Regions from separate parts of the Mus musculus genome. Here region 1 is linked to region 2. Evidence: chromatin contacts called from ENCODE POLR2A ChIA-PET data. All regions are on one chromosome and are shown on one strand. The core of a region is the stretch at or near the end of the contact, and the rest is flanking DNA. Distances in the headings are between cores, read along the strand shown.

Evidence for each region. ChIA-PET counts read pairs that join two places held with the same protein, here RNA polymerase II (POLR2A).
Region 1: POLR2A ChIA-PET joins it to region 2 with 10 read pairs in embryonic stem cell. The contact joins the enhancer-like site here to the promoter of Gstt3 in region 2. POLR2A ChIA-PET finds 5 or more read pairs at or near these places in 4 of 5 experiments (Patski and embryonic stem cell).

Annotation. Positions count from the first base shown.
Region 1 is chr10:75,932,158-75,938,962 of GRCm38, reverse strand. It overlaps Chchd10 (coiled-coil-helix-coiled-coil-helix domain containing 10), which reads right to left and starts at 5,833. Exons shown (of 5, transcript NM_175329.4): 1 at 5,465-5,833; 2 at 2,959-3,548; 3 at 2,518-2,725; 4 at 1,509-1,656; 5 at 1,213-1,388. The coding sequence starts at 2,999. The coding sequence ends at 1,369. It overlaps Mmp11 (matrix metallopeptidase 11), which reads left to right and starts at 6,461. Exons shown (of 8, transcript NM_008606.3): 1 at 6,461-6,629. The coding sequence starts at 6,510. It overlaps Gm867 (predicted gene 867), which reads left to right. Exons shown (of 7, transcript NM_001277132.1): 7 at 607-1,240. Within about 2 kb of position 2,649, at least 3 of the 3 ENCODE cell types and tissues checked have a DNase peak (open chromatin) inside an H3K27ac peak, as active enhancers do.
Region 2 is chr10:75,778,936-75,785,342 of GRCm38, reverse strand. Gstt3 (glutathione S-transferase, theta 3) reads left to right here and starts at 3,929. Exons shown (of 5, transcript NM_133994.3): 1 at 3,929-4,496. The coding sequence starts at 4,385. Gstt1 (glutathione S-transferase, theta 1) reads left to right here. Exons shown (of 5, transcript NM_008185.3): 5 at 1,110-1,530. The coding sequence ends at 1,304.

The sequences.
Region 1 (6,805 bases), core at 1,400-3,899, 150 kb before region 2:
ATAAATAGATAGATAGATAGATAGATAGATAGATAGATAGATAGATAGATAGATAGATAGATAAATAAAGATTTTGCCAGGCGGTGGTGGTACATGCCTTTAATCCCAGCACTTGGGAGACAGAGGCAGACGAATTTCTGAGTTCGAGGCCAGCCTGGTCTACAAAGTGAGTTCCAGGACAGCAGGGCTACACAGAGAAACCCTGTCTCGAAAAACCAAAAAAAAAAAAAGAAAGAAAGAAAGAAAGAAAGAAAGAAAGAAAGAAAGAAAGAAAGAAAGAAAGAAAGAAAGAGAAAAAGAAAAAGGTAGGGGAACCCAGGAAAATCCAAAAGGGATCTTTACTGACTTTCACACAGAGACACACCCAGGACTGTAACCAGAGATAAAACCCCACAGTATTGCTGGACTATCAGCATCCTAAAGGCACACATACTCTGCGTTTAGGAAGCTGGCCCACGTTTCTCCAGCCTAGCACACAGTAGGTGTTCAATGCATGTTGTTGACTGAACTCAGTGAACGTAGCGACTGTACGATGAAGCAATCTGAGCTGTGTCTTTTTTTTTTTTTTTTCTGAGCTGTGGTCTTAAGGGCCTGCTTCCATTCCAGCAGGTTCTATGAGCCGGTACACCACAGCCAAGCTGGACTTGAATCCAAGGGGACTGGCCCTGACCTCTGCTTTATGATCAACTGCAAACAGACAGCAATCCAGCAGGACTCCTCTTCCAGGATCTGGCGGTTACTAAGAAGTTACATCAGCAAGAAGGGAAAGGTCACAGACAGGATGTGAGAGTTGCCCCCCCCCCACTCCCCGAGCGCTTGAGATCCCCACCCCACCCCATTTGAGTGCAGAAAAAAGAACTCAAGGACAAAATAAGAAGAGAAAAGACACAGATGTTCCTGTGGGCAGAGACAATAGGCTCCTCTTGAGGTTTTAGGTCCCAGGGGACCACTTGCAAATACCTCTCCAGTCTCCCTGCTTAGGAGTGTCCTTGACTATCCACAATGCAGACAGATAGGAGTTCCTCCCATCCCAGAGGTTCAAGGACAGCTCAGGGTTCTATAACAAGATCCCCAACTCCCACATCCTCTCTCCCACCTCCGCAAAGATGAGGCATAGCACATTAACAAGATAGCTGTTCCCCTATCTCCCCTGATCCTGCCCCCCCCCCCCCCCCCCCGCCAGCCAACAGGGCAGTAAATGGGCACACAGCAGGCTGTGGTCTAAAGTAAACTTTTTAATTGAATAATTATGTCTCCTGTTAGTCTGCGGGGTGAGAACGATCCTTCCTTACTCCCAGTCACATGGAACCTCTCCTTTCCATCAAGCTGTCGGTGAGGGGTTAGGCGATGAGCAGGCCCACAGCCTCTTCAGGGCAGGGAGCTCAGACCTGTGGAGGGAACCACAGCACAAAGCGCTGATCAGCCGATCAGCTCGCCAGCCTGCCAGCCCGCGCAGGTACCGAAGGGTCCACCCCTCCACCCCCACATGCACCAAAATGACTGCTCACCGTGATTGTATTTGCACTGTTTGAGGGCCTCGCTGAAGCCCTCACACAGGGTTAGGTCGCTCTGAGTGGTGGAGCAGTCCAGGAACTGCTTGATCTCATAGGAGCAGGGCCCCATCTGCAGGGGGTGAGAGGCAGGCCGGGCAGGGGCCTGGGGAAGAGCACAAGAGGCAACTGTCAGCTCAAAAGTGGTACCCACAAGTAAGTGCCAAAGCTGGAGGCTTCCTGTCTCTCCCGACTCCCTAGCCCTAGCTAGGGATGTTTCAAGTATAGTTTAAGGCAGGTTGAGTGACCCAGGGCTAGACTACCCCAAGTTACAACACTTTCCTGGCTCGTGCCACACGGATTCTCCTGACCTAGGACTCAAACACTGCTAACTAGCATTTGGATTGGGCTCAAGATTGGTGGGGAGTGGCAGCACCCTTGTGGGGCACAGGTCACCAGGGAACAGATACTATGAAGACAGGCTGGGCTTTGGTGAGAATGAGGGCTTTGGGAAATACTGCATCTCTTCCCCGCTCCGCTAGGGTTAGGCGTCCTTGGACAAGTCTTTGTACCCATCTTGAGAGGTCTCCCTCTTAAAAGATCTAGTGGGGGCTGGCGAGATGGCTCAGTGGTTAAGAGCACCGACTGCTCTGAAGGTCCTGAGTTCAAATCCCAGCAACCACATGGTGTCTCACAACCGTCTGTAATGAGATCTGATGCCCTCTTCTAGGGTGTCTGAAGACAGCTACAGTTAAATTACATATAATAAATAAATAAATATATCTTTAAAAAAATAGATCTAGTGCATGTCAGTCTCCGACAGTCAGATATTTTGCCTTCAAATGAGGGCTGGGCGAGCTTTCCAGCGAGTGACAGTAGATTTAACGACCATGAGGGTTAGGACCCTCAAAATCCTGGGTCTGAGGCAACTCTGAATACATTGGGCCACTCCTCATTGGACTCTTAAGCAGCTCCTTATGCAACCATGTGTGAATCCTGCCTCCGTTTCTTGAGTCCTCCCGCTCACCTGCTGGACGGCAGGCTGGGCAGGCTCTGAATTTCCCCCACTGAAGGCACTGGTCAGGGCGCTACCCATGACATGCCCTACAGCTGAGCCCACGGCTACGCCTGCGGCGGTGGATGCCATCTGAGCCATAAGACCCGGCTGGCCGGGAGCGGCAGGTGCCGGGGCGGCCGCTGAGGGTGGTGGGTGCGCAGGAGGCGGGGCTGGGCGGCTGCAGGAAGCAAGAGGAGAGAAACAAGGTTAATGCTCCGGGAATAAACCCCTCTACTCCAGGGTCCAGTGGGACCCTCGTTTAGACTCACGCTTCTGCGTCCCCGTCCTCCCACCCCACCCCCCAGCCAACATGGCGCAGCAGACTCCAAGGTCATTCTGCGGACGCCCTTGGGAGAGCACCCACGTTTCCCTCACCCGACCCCACGGGGTCCCTGTCGCTCTCTCTCTCACCTGACCGGCCTGGCAGCCGCACTGCGGCTTCCCCGAGGCATGACTGCGGTGGGATCAAGTTGGAGCTGAGTAAGAAGCGTGGACCGTAGCAGCCGCTCGCTCAGTGCCGGGCAACTAACACGGCAGCGTCCTTAGAGTCAGGTGAAATGGGCGGGATCTGGGGCGGGGCCTCTGATCCACGCCCTCCAAATGGGAGGGGCCAAAGCTCGCCCTTCCATTAACCTCCTGGATTTAGGGCTCCGGAGCTATCCCAGTGCAGGGCGGAGCTACGCGAGTCCTGGGGACACCGGTCAGCTTTGGAAAGCCCAAGGCTTAGTTAGGCACGGGGCAGCGAGGGCAGGTCTTTCTGTCAGAACTCAAGCAATGCAATAGGGGTTTGCCACGAGCCCAGGAGGAAAGAAAGAGACACATAGACCGCCAGCGGAGAAGCGAATGGAGACTGCAGGCCAGGTTGTGTTCTCTGAGACCCATCACAAGACAGAGTTTGAAAATAACCATCCCAGGATCACCAAAGGCCCTTCCCTGTCCTCTGGAACTCGGTTTTCACAGACTTTTCCTCAGAGACCTTGGCTGGGATCATGCCATAACCTCTGGAGAGAGAAAAAAAAAAAAAAGGTTAAAAGAGCACACACCTGTAACCCCAGAACTTGGGGGGGGGGCAGGTATAGGTAGGTGCATCTTGTGTGTTCGAGGCCAGCCTGGTCTACAGACTGAGTTCCAGGGCTACACAGAACTGTCTCCCACAAAACAAAACAAAATAAAACAAATAATAATAACCTTTGGCCAGAGTAGAAAGGGCACAGGGGGCCTTGAGTTCTTTCTCCTCTTCTTTCAGTGTTTATTTTACTGTGACAACAGAGATCACTTGGCACAAACAATTCAAATGCCTCAGCAACAGGGGTCAAAACTATTCAGGACCATGCATTGCCCATTCAGGTGTCCCAAACCTGGTTTCTTTAAGCAGCCTCTGTAGCAGGCCTCTTTCATTAAGACTTCAGCTTTCCTCCCAAGTGGAATCACCACCCATCTGCAGGATAGACTTTTTGGTGAGGTGAGTAGGTAAAAGACAAGCCACTCTTTCCTTTAAAAAAATGCCAGACTCAGGCTAGAGAGGTGGCTTAACTGTTAAGAGCACTGACTGGGGCTGGAGAGAGATGGTTCAGTGGTTATGAGAGCTGTCTGCTCTTCCAGAGGTCCTGAGTTCAATTCCCAGCAACTACATGGTGGCTCACAACTGTCTATAATGAGATCTGATGCCCTCTTCTAGTGTGTCTGAAGGCAGCGACAATGTACCCACATACACGAAATAAATAAATACATCTTTTAAAAAAGGGGGGGCAGGGGGCTGGCGAGATGGCTCAGTGGTTAAGAGTGCCGACTGCTCTTCTGAAGGTCCCGAGTTCAAATCCCAGCAACCACATGGTGGCTCACAACCATCCATAACGAAATCTGATGCCCTCTTCTTGAGTGTCTGAAGACAGCTACAGTGTACTTACATATAATAAATAAATAAATCTTTTAAAAAAATGTGCTGTTGTAGAAAATTAAAAAAAAAAAGGGGGGGGCAGGCTTGAGCAGACCCCACTGGCTTATCTATTTGGCCTCTGCTTACCTTGTATCCAGTAGGCAAGTGGTAACATTCTTCCAGCTTCAACCCCTTCTGTGGGCCTCCGTGGCTAGCCCACCTTCCAGATCCTCTACTAAGTGTGGTAATGTGGGGTAATGGGGCAGGTTGGGGGGTAAGGGGGTGGGAAGTGGAGGGTGGGGGGGGTGGGGGGTCTGGCTGATAAGCTGCAAGTTCCTCAGAAAATAGTCGTGCATCCCTGGCAACACTGAAGGCTGTTTAGGTTGCACAAATAAATGTTTTAGGGTTTGGGGGTTCTTTTGTTGAGACAGGATCTTCATATAGCCTGGCTCACTCTGTAGAGCAGGTTGGTCTCAAACCCACAGAAATCCACTTGCTTCTGTCTCCCAAATGTCAGGATTAAAGGCATGCATCCAATGAAGAGTTTATTTTTAAAATGCTATGCATGGTGGTGCATGCCTTTAATAGAGGCAGATCTCTGAGTTCAAGGCCAGCCTACTCTACAGAGTCCCAGGATTGCCAGGGCTACACAGAGAAACCCACTCTTGGGGGTGGAGGGTAGGACTATGAATGCCTCATCCATTTTATGATTCTTTGACCAACACTGCTGAGATGAGTCTGAACCAGACCTGGAAATTCTAGCTATGATGATACATGCTTGCAGTCCTATCAGTCAGAATAGGCAAAGACAGGAATCTTGAGTTGGAGGCCTGCCTGGGCTACATGTACACATACTAGACTCTGTCAAAAAAAAGAGAGAGAGAGAGAGAGAGAGAGAGAGAGAGAGAGAGAGAGAGAGACTCTGTCATAAAAAAAAGAAAAGAGGGGTGGGTGGGAAGGGAGGAAGGACGACGGGAAGGAATGGCAGCCTTTAAAAGGTGAGGCTTTTTAAAAGATTGCAGATGGCCAAGTAAAACTTACCACTCTCTGCCCCTACTTTGCAGCAGCTCAGGGCCCCACTGGCCCACCAGAATTCAGAAGAGAGCTGAAGGCCTGGTGGAAGAGGCCTGCAGTGCCTTGTAGAGCCATTGTCATCCAAGAGGGAACACTGCACAGTTGGACACTCGCTGCAGAGATTAGAGTAGTTGAACTGTTTTCAGCACGTAGACCTCCCTCTCAGATGTGATTCTGTCCCTGTCTCAGATGGCTGAGCCTGACTGGTCAGGAAAAGCCTGTTGGCTAGTGTGCCCCCCGGCCAGGGAACAACCTGAGATTCCAGTGTCCAACTCAAACATCCCTGACCCTTTCCTCCCAGCCAACTGACCCAGTTGCCTGCTAGTAGAGAAAAAATCTGGTCCCTCCCTCCAAGATCCTCGCTGACTGCCTCTGGTCTGAAATTGTTAAGTGTGCGCATTTGCATCAGCCATTTGCATCAGCGTGTGCCAAGTGTCAGTAGAGGTCAGAAGAAGGCATCAGTTCCTAGATGGCCACCCTGTGGGTGCTAGGAACGGGAGCCAGGTTTCTCTGCAGGAGCAACAAGTGCTCCTAACCACTGATCCATCTTTCCAGACCCGTCTCTGTTTTGTTTTAAGGTGTGGGGACTGGCCAACTTCCGCCATATGCCTCAGTTTCCCCTGAGGTCACATTTCAATAGTCCGCTCCTTGCAAGAGCTATTGTACCACTTTCCTGTTAGCTAGGGCTGTTTAGATTGGGGATCTGACCACCTGCCACAGGCTAAAACAAGTCAAGCCACCATGGAGAGACCTGGCGAAGGATGAGACTTCTGAAGTGGGGCTGGAGAGCAGAATTGAGCTCTCCCCGGCTCTCACTAGTTCTAAGGGACCCAGCCCCTCCGGGCACTCCTCCCTAACTCAGACCGCTGCTGCAGGCCGGTTGAGTTTAGAACAAAAGGCAGGGGGAGGCGGGGCGGTGGGGGGTGCGGTCCCGGCGCCGGCGGGGGCGGGGCGAATGCTATAAGGGGCGGCGGCCCGGCCTGGCCCAGCAGGCCCAGCAGCCCCGGGGCGGATGGCACGGGCCGCCTGTCTCCTCCGCGCGATTTCGCGCGTCCTCCTGCTCCCGCTGCCTCTGCTGCTCCTGTTGCTGCTGCTCCTGCCGTCGCCGCTGATGGCCCGGGCCAGGCCACCGGTGAGTGCCCGCCACTCCTCCCCGAGGGAGGGCTGGGCACGCGGGCTGGGCCCACTGGCTGAGCTTGACCCACCAAGCGAGCTCCCTGGCTACCCTAGTGCAGTCTGTCCCCGAAATGCCTTCTGGGTCTCTCTGAGCGTACTATAATGAGCTTCCCGTGGTTGGCAGTGTGCAAG
Region 2 (6,407 bases), core at 2,680-5,179:
AAGGGCTTGGGCTGTATATACATACCATATAGCTTGTCTTGTTGGCTTGATCAGGAATCATGCCATATCTGTCACTGTCCTTGACAGTCACCCCATAGTCCTGCCATCTTTAACATGCCGTTAGCACTAAAATTGCACTCTCACCAATGTCCTTTTCTGGTTCTATAGAGTGCCAAGCCTCAGTTGTTCTTAATGACCCCTTCATGCCTTCAGAACTAGTACCATGTGGGAGACTCCTACACATTATTTGTCAAGTTCTGTTGCCAGCTTTGTGGACAGCCTTGGCCCACCCTACTACTGGGCCACAGCTTCTATGTATTGACCCTGAGGAAAATACTTCCCAGAAGACATTCCCTCAATGACACTGGTCTGATAAACTACAGCTGCATTTTCAGTCCTAACTAACCAGTAGCCATTGTCCCACGGAAGCTCAGAATGTTTTACTTCTGCAGATTATTAATATGCCACACGAGTGGCCCTCACAGAATCTTCGAGGGACTCTCAAACTTCCCTTTGAAACTTTACAAACCAGGTCTCCACCATCTGCGTGTCTTGCACAATGGCATCTTTCAAGCTATCATAGAACAGCTTATTGATCTCTTGACTACTCAATGATTTTTATAGACCCAAAGTTCCAAATGCTTTTCCAACCCTTCCCTCCTAAAACAATGTGGTCAGGTCAGTTACAGCAACCCTATACCTCTGGCACCAATCTGTTATTCTAGTTTCCTTTCCTGTTGTTGTGATAAATATCATGATAAAAACAACTTGGTGGAGGAAATGAGTTAACTTCAGTGTATAGGTTACCATCCATTATCAAGGGAAACCAGGGCAGGAGCTCCAGGCAAGAACTTAGAGGCAGGAGCTGAAGCAGAACTATCAGTGGGAAAACTCTGCATACTGGCTTGCTCTGGCCTCACATTCAGCTCTCTTATATAGTCTAAGTCCATCTTTCCAGAATTAACATCACCACAGTGGACTAAGCCCCCATATAGACATTCCTACAAGCCAATCCGATGGAGGCAATCCCTCAGTTGAGTTCTCTCTTTCTATGTGTGTCAAGTTAAGAAGCAAAATTAGCCGTAAATTCTGTTCCCTTCTTGATATAGCCTGTAGGTGGTGGCTGCCCAGTCTTTGAAGGGCATCCCAGGCTGGCTGCATGGTACCAGCGAGTGGAGGCAGCTGTGGGGAAGGACCTCTTCCGGGAAGCCCATGAAGTCATCCTGAAGGTGAAGGACTGTCCCCCTGCTGACCTCATCATAAAGCAGAAGCTGATGCCCAGAGTGCTGGCAATGATCCAGTGACGTCAGACGCTTCATCCCTGCACCAGCTGCGGCAGTTCACAACTCACAGTTCACAATTCACAACTTGCATTACACTGGGGATGCACCTCACTCCTCACACCATGATGGCTCTCAGGCTCAGCTCCATCTTCACCCTTTTTCTGTGATAGCCACACATGACCTCAACTATAATCACTACTTTCCCCTTGAGTCTGGGTAATAAACTGGGGCTTGATTTGGGCTTTAATTTCTCCGTGTTGTTTCTTTAACCCTCTTCCTCTAATCCCGTTCAGTTGTCTTCCCGAAAGACAGCTCCGGTTCCCAGGCTTTGGGGATCGTTGACCCTCTCATGGTTGCCGCCAGCCATGAAGTCATAGCTAGGCATGGTAGCTCTTGTATGGGATCCAGCACTCAGCAGGGATGAAACAAGGGAGGAGAAGGAGATCACTGAGAACTCAGAGCCAGCCTGGGCTACATATTGAGATCCATGCTAGCCTGGGATACAGTGTGAGATTGTATCTCAATGAAACAGAACGACAAAGACAGACAGCAAGCCAAATCACAGCCGCCTTCCAAACTTCTGGACCTGGGAGAATGAAATCGCAGATGCCTCAGCTGCAGGCATGGGAATGCATTATTTGGCCGGACCAGCCTCTTGAACATTGTCCCTTCATAGGATCATCAAACCTTCCTGACCTACAGAATTGGTCAAGAGGAGGAAATACCTGGTCAGAGGTCATGCTCAAAACTCTTGGGTACAAACTGTGACTAGGAATGAAGGGCTTGCCAGGCAGTGGTGGCGCATGTCTTTAGTCCCAGCACTTGGGAGGCAGAGGCAAGCAGATTTCTGAGTTCAAGGCCAGTCTGGTCTACAGAGAAACCCTGTCTCAGGGAGTTACAAAAAAAAAAAAAAAAAAAAAAAAAAAAAAAAGGAATGAAGGGCTCAGTTGTGTTCTGGGATAGTATTCTAGTTGGGGGTGAGGGAGTGGACTGGAAGGCAGCCAGGAAGGAAGCTGAAAGATTGGATGTTGCTGTAGTTGGGAGTGGGGACGGGGAGAGGTAAACAAAGGTGACTTGTGGAGACCCGTTACACACCAAAGGGAAGAGGTGGGGAAATGAAGGGGCCTCTCCCTTCCAGTTTAGAGAGGTCAGCTTCCACTATGGCAAACAGACACTAAACGAGGGGGATAGGTATTCCTTAGAGAGAACGTCTGGTCGGGAGGTAGGAAGTGGGGGGAACACTCTAGAATGAACTGGGGACCTGGGAGGTGAGAGACTCTCAGGACTCAAAAGGGAGAGACTTTGGATGAAGGGCTCTACAGTGGGGAGGGAAGCTTGTAGTCAGGACAGGACATTAAGTGGAGGGATGGGATTCCCATCCCAGTCAAAAGTTCTGACTCAGAATTCTTGCAGTCTGAAGGAACTGCAGGGACAAAAATGGAGAAGAGCCTGAGAGAAAGGGTGTCCAGTGACAGGCCCAACTTGGGATCCAGCTCAAGGAGAGGCCCCAGGGCCTGACATTATTACTGATGCTATGGTGTGCTTACAGACAGGAGCCTAGCATGACTGCCCTCTGAGAGGCCCGACAAGCAGCTGAAAGTCAGATGCAGACACAAGCACCCAACCAATGGACAGAAGCTTCGGCCCCCCTGTGAATTGGGGAAAAGCTGGAAGAAGCTAAGGAGGAGGGGCAGCCCCATGGGAAGACTGGCAGTCTCAACTGACCTGGACCTCTGAGATCTCTCAGACACTGAGCCACCAACCAGGCAGCATACACTAGCTGGTTCGAGGCCCCTGACACATATACAACAGAGGAATGCCTGGTCTGGCCTCAGTGAGAGACTTGAGGCCCCAGGGAGTGAGGAGGTCTGGTGAGGTGGGGGTGGGGTGGGGACATCCTCTTGGAGAGGAGGGGTAGAGGAGACAGGAGATGGGGGTGGTGGTAGTGACCTGGAGGGGGATGAAGACTGAACTGTAAAAAGGAATTAAAGAATTAAAAAAAAAATGTCTGGAACCAGGAAGACAAAGCCATTCTCAAGTTTCCCAATAATCTGTGGTGCCAAGACACTTTTTTTTTTAAAGAATTATTTGTTTATGTCTATGAATACATTGTCACTCTCTTCAGACACACTGGCAGAGGATGTCAGATCCCATTACAGATGGTTCAGGACCTCTGGAGGAGCAGTCAATGCTCTTAACTGCTGAGCCATCTCTCCAGCCCTTGTAGTAGTAGTAGTTGTTGTTGTTGTAGTTGTTGTTGTTGTTGGTGGTGGTGGTGGTTAGTTGGTTTTCCCCCATCATTTGGAGATTTGGGGAAATGATGATGTCATATAGGACTTAGGTGCCCCTGGCTGCCACTGAAGATTCCTTTTCTTTTTTTTCTTTTTCTTTTTCTTTTTTTTTTTTTTTTTTTGCATTAGGCGGAGAAGTTTTATCCAATCCTAGGCATGTCTTCAATCCTCCCTCCTGCTAGAGGGATTAGCTGGGGTGAAATAAATAAGAATAAGGAGGCCTGATCATTTCCCTCACGGGGTGTGGACCTAGCATTTACATACTTGGCCACTCATTACAACCAACCTGAGTCCTGGGCCCAAGGAACTGGATGGGATTGGTAGTCTCACTTCCTTCTTCCTTTCTGTGTCAAGGATCTCCGAAGCCACTCCTCCCTCAACCTTTTTTGTGAGTGGAGGGAAAGAAAGTGAATTTGAGGGCAGTTAGCACGGCTAATCTGCCCCTAAATTCACCAATAGAGACGCCGGTTGTGTCAGTTTTTCCTTTACTGGGTTCCGTTCCTCATTTGGCTGAAGCACGGAGGTACAGGGGCCAGTTTGGCTCCAAACCAAGACTCGGGCTCATAGTTCAGGTTCATCTGTTTCGGGGGTTAACTTGCAGTCCGGCACTGATTGGCCCAAAGTTCTTGTGGTCATCCAATGGGAAGGAAGATTGGGATCGAGCTCCGATCGAGGCTAAGAGGCACTTGAGGAGCTGGGACCCAGCCGTTCCTGCTCGCCGTTGCGGCTGCTCCGGCTTCTGTCCCCAGAGGCAGTTCACCCGAGGCTAGTTCCCGAGGTCTGCCAGCGGCTACTCCCACAGCCTCCGCCATGGGTCTGGAGCTCTACCTGGACCTGATGTCCCAACCCTGCCGTGCTGTCTACATCTTCGCCAAGAAGAACGGCATCCCCTTCCAGCTGCGTACCATAGAGCTGCTTAAAGGTGGGCTCAGTTGGCAGGCTGGGAAGTGTGCAGCCTTCTGTACGGAGCACCTCCCACCTCTGCAGCGGGTGGGTGACTGGCCAGGCCAGGTGTGCAAAAGCCGCTCCCGTGAGAAAGCAGTTGTATCAGTTATCAGCTGTGAATTTTTAAAGGACCTTTTCCTAGTGAATAACATCAGTCCCAATACCGGATGCAAAGGCGCCCTGGAAGCTACGGCGAGAGGAGGGGAGCTGGGCTTGAAAATCTCACCTTTGGAGATTTAAGAATGGTGATCCTTCTTAAAGACTTTGGAGAGAAAAAAAAAAGTTGAACTAACTCCTTTCCTAAATGAGGGAACCTCGTCTTGCATTTCTGCATGCTGGGCTAGAAAAGGGTTGTTTTGCTTGGGTGGGTGATCTTTCACTCAAGACTCTTGTGTGTTTCCTGTCCACCAGAGCAAGTCCCCTCCAGTGTCCAGGCTTGCGTGCCATTAGTTGTGTGTGTGTGTGTGTGTGTGTGTGTGTGTGTGTGTGTGTGTGTATTTTACTGGGGACCGAACCAGGATATCTATTATATATGCCACCACCGAGCCATGCTCCCAAAGCTCTTTCTACTTGTCATTTTGAGAAAGAGTCGCAGTAAGAACAACAGCATCCTCTTACAACTTCATACCATGCAGGTGCTTAAAGGTGGGCTTTGCTGGCTGGCCCGGAAGTCTGCAGCCTGCTGAACTTATGCAGCCGTTGGCAGTCAGGCGAGGGGTGCAAGTGAGTCCCGGTGTTGCGCTCTCAGTTAGCCCAGTGAAACATTGAACTGGTTGAGTTTCCCAAGAAGCTGAATTACAGGCTTGCCAGACCCGCTTCACCCCCCCTCTCCTCCCCTCCTCCCCCAGATCACACACAAACACACCTGCTTCTAGATGTTAACTCTATAAAAGTTGCCAATCAGCTTGAGGGTTGAGTGAAAGGACAGTGGGAGGGGCCACTCTGCCTTGAGTTGGAAAATCACTGCTCTGATTAGCCTTGGGGGGGACGGGGGGAGTGGGGCAGAAACCCAGCTACTGAAGCAGGTTTCAGTAGAGGCAGAGTTACAACTGGACCGGAGCTTGGAGAGTCGGTGGGGGAGGGGCAAGCAGAGACTCCAGAACTTCTTATTTAGCTGAGTCCTATTTAGCTCCAGTACCTCTTCAGTACATCCAGATTGAGTCGCAAGACGGGGGCTGCACATGGACAGTTTGTGAAAGGAGAATGGGCAAAAGCAATGGAGTCCATTCAGTGGAAGGAAAGACAGATCCGCAGATGGATCTAGAAGAACCTGAGTTCCCCAAATGCCCTCTGACTCCATTCACATGGACCAGGCAACCTACCTTGTACCGTCAGATCTGGTTTAGGCATGGGGTTTGGTTCTGTCTGGGAATCTCAAGTAAAGAGGGAGCTCTGAGGGCTTGGCACAGAAAAGAAAGAAGTATAGAGCTGCTGGATTCCTAGTGGCAGATTGGGAAACTTGTTCTGGCAAGAGCTATGTTGAGCTAAGAACCGAGAAAAAGGATGTTGGAGCTCTGATGTGTACACAGGTTACCCGGTCTGGATAGAAGAACCCACCTGTAATGGGACTTTTGACTACTTTTTGGCTTCTTTTTTTCTCTTTTTTAAAATTTATTTATTTATTTTATGTACATGAATACACTGTCACTGTCTTTGGACATATCAGAAGAAGTCATCAGATTTCATTACAAATGGTTGTGAGCCAACATGTGGCTGCTGGGAATTGAACTCAGGATCTCTGGAAGAGCAGTCAGTGTTCTTAACTGCTGAGCCATCTCTCCAACTCTGGGGTTCCTTTTTTCTTTTGCCATTCTCCACCCCTCTTCTTCCACCCTTTCAACCCCCTAACACTAGATAGAAGGGAAAAAAGGATGGAAGGGAAAGAGAA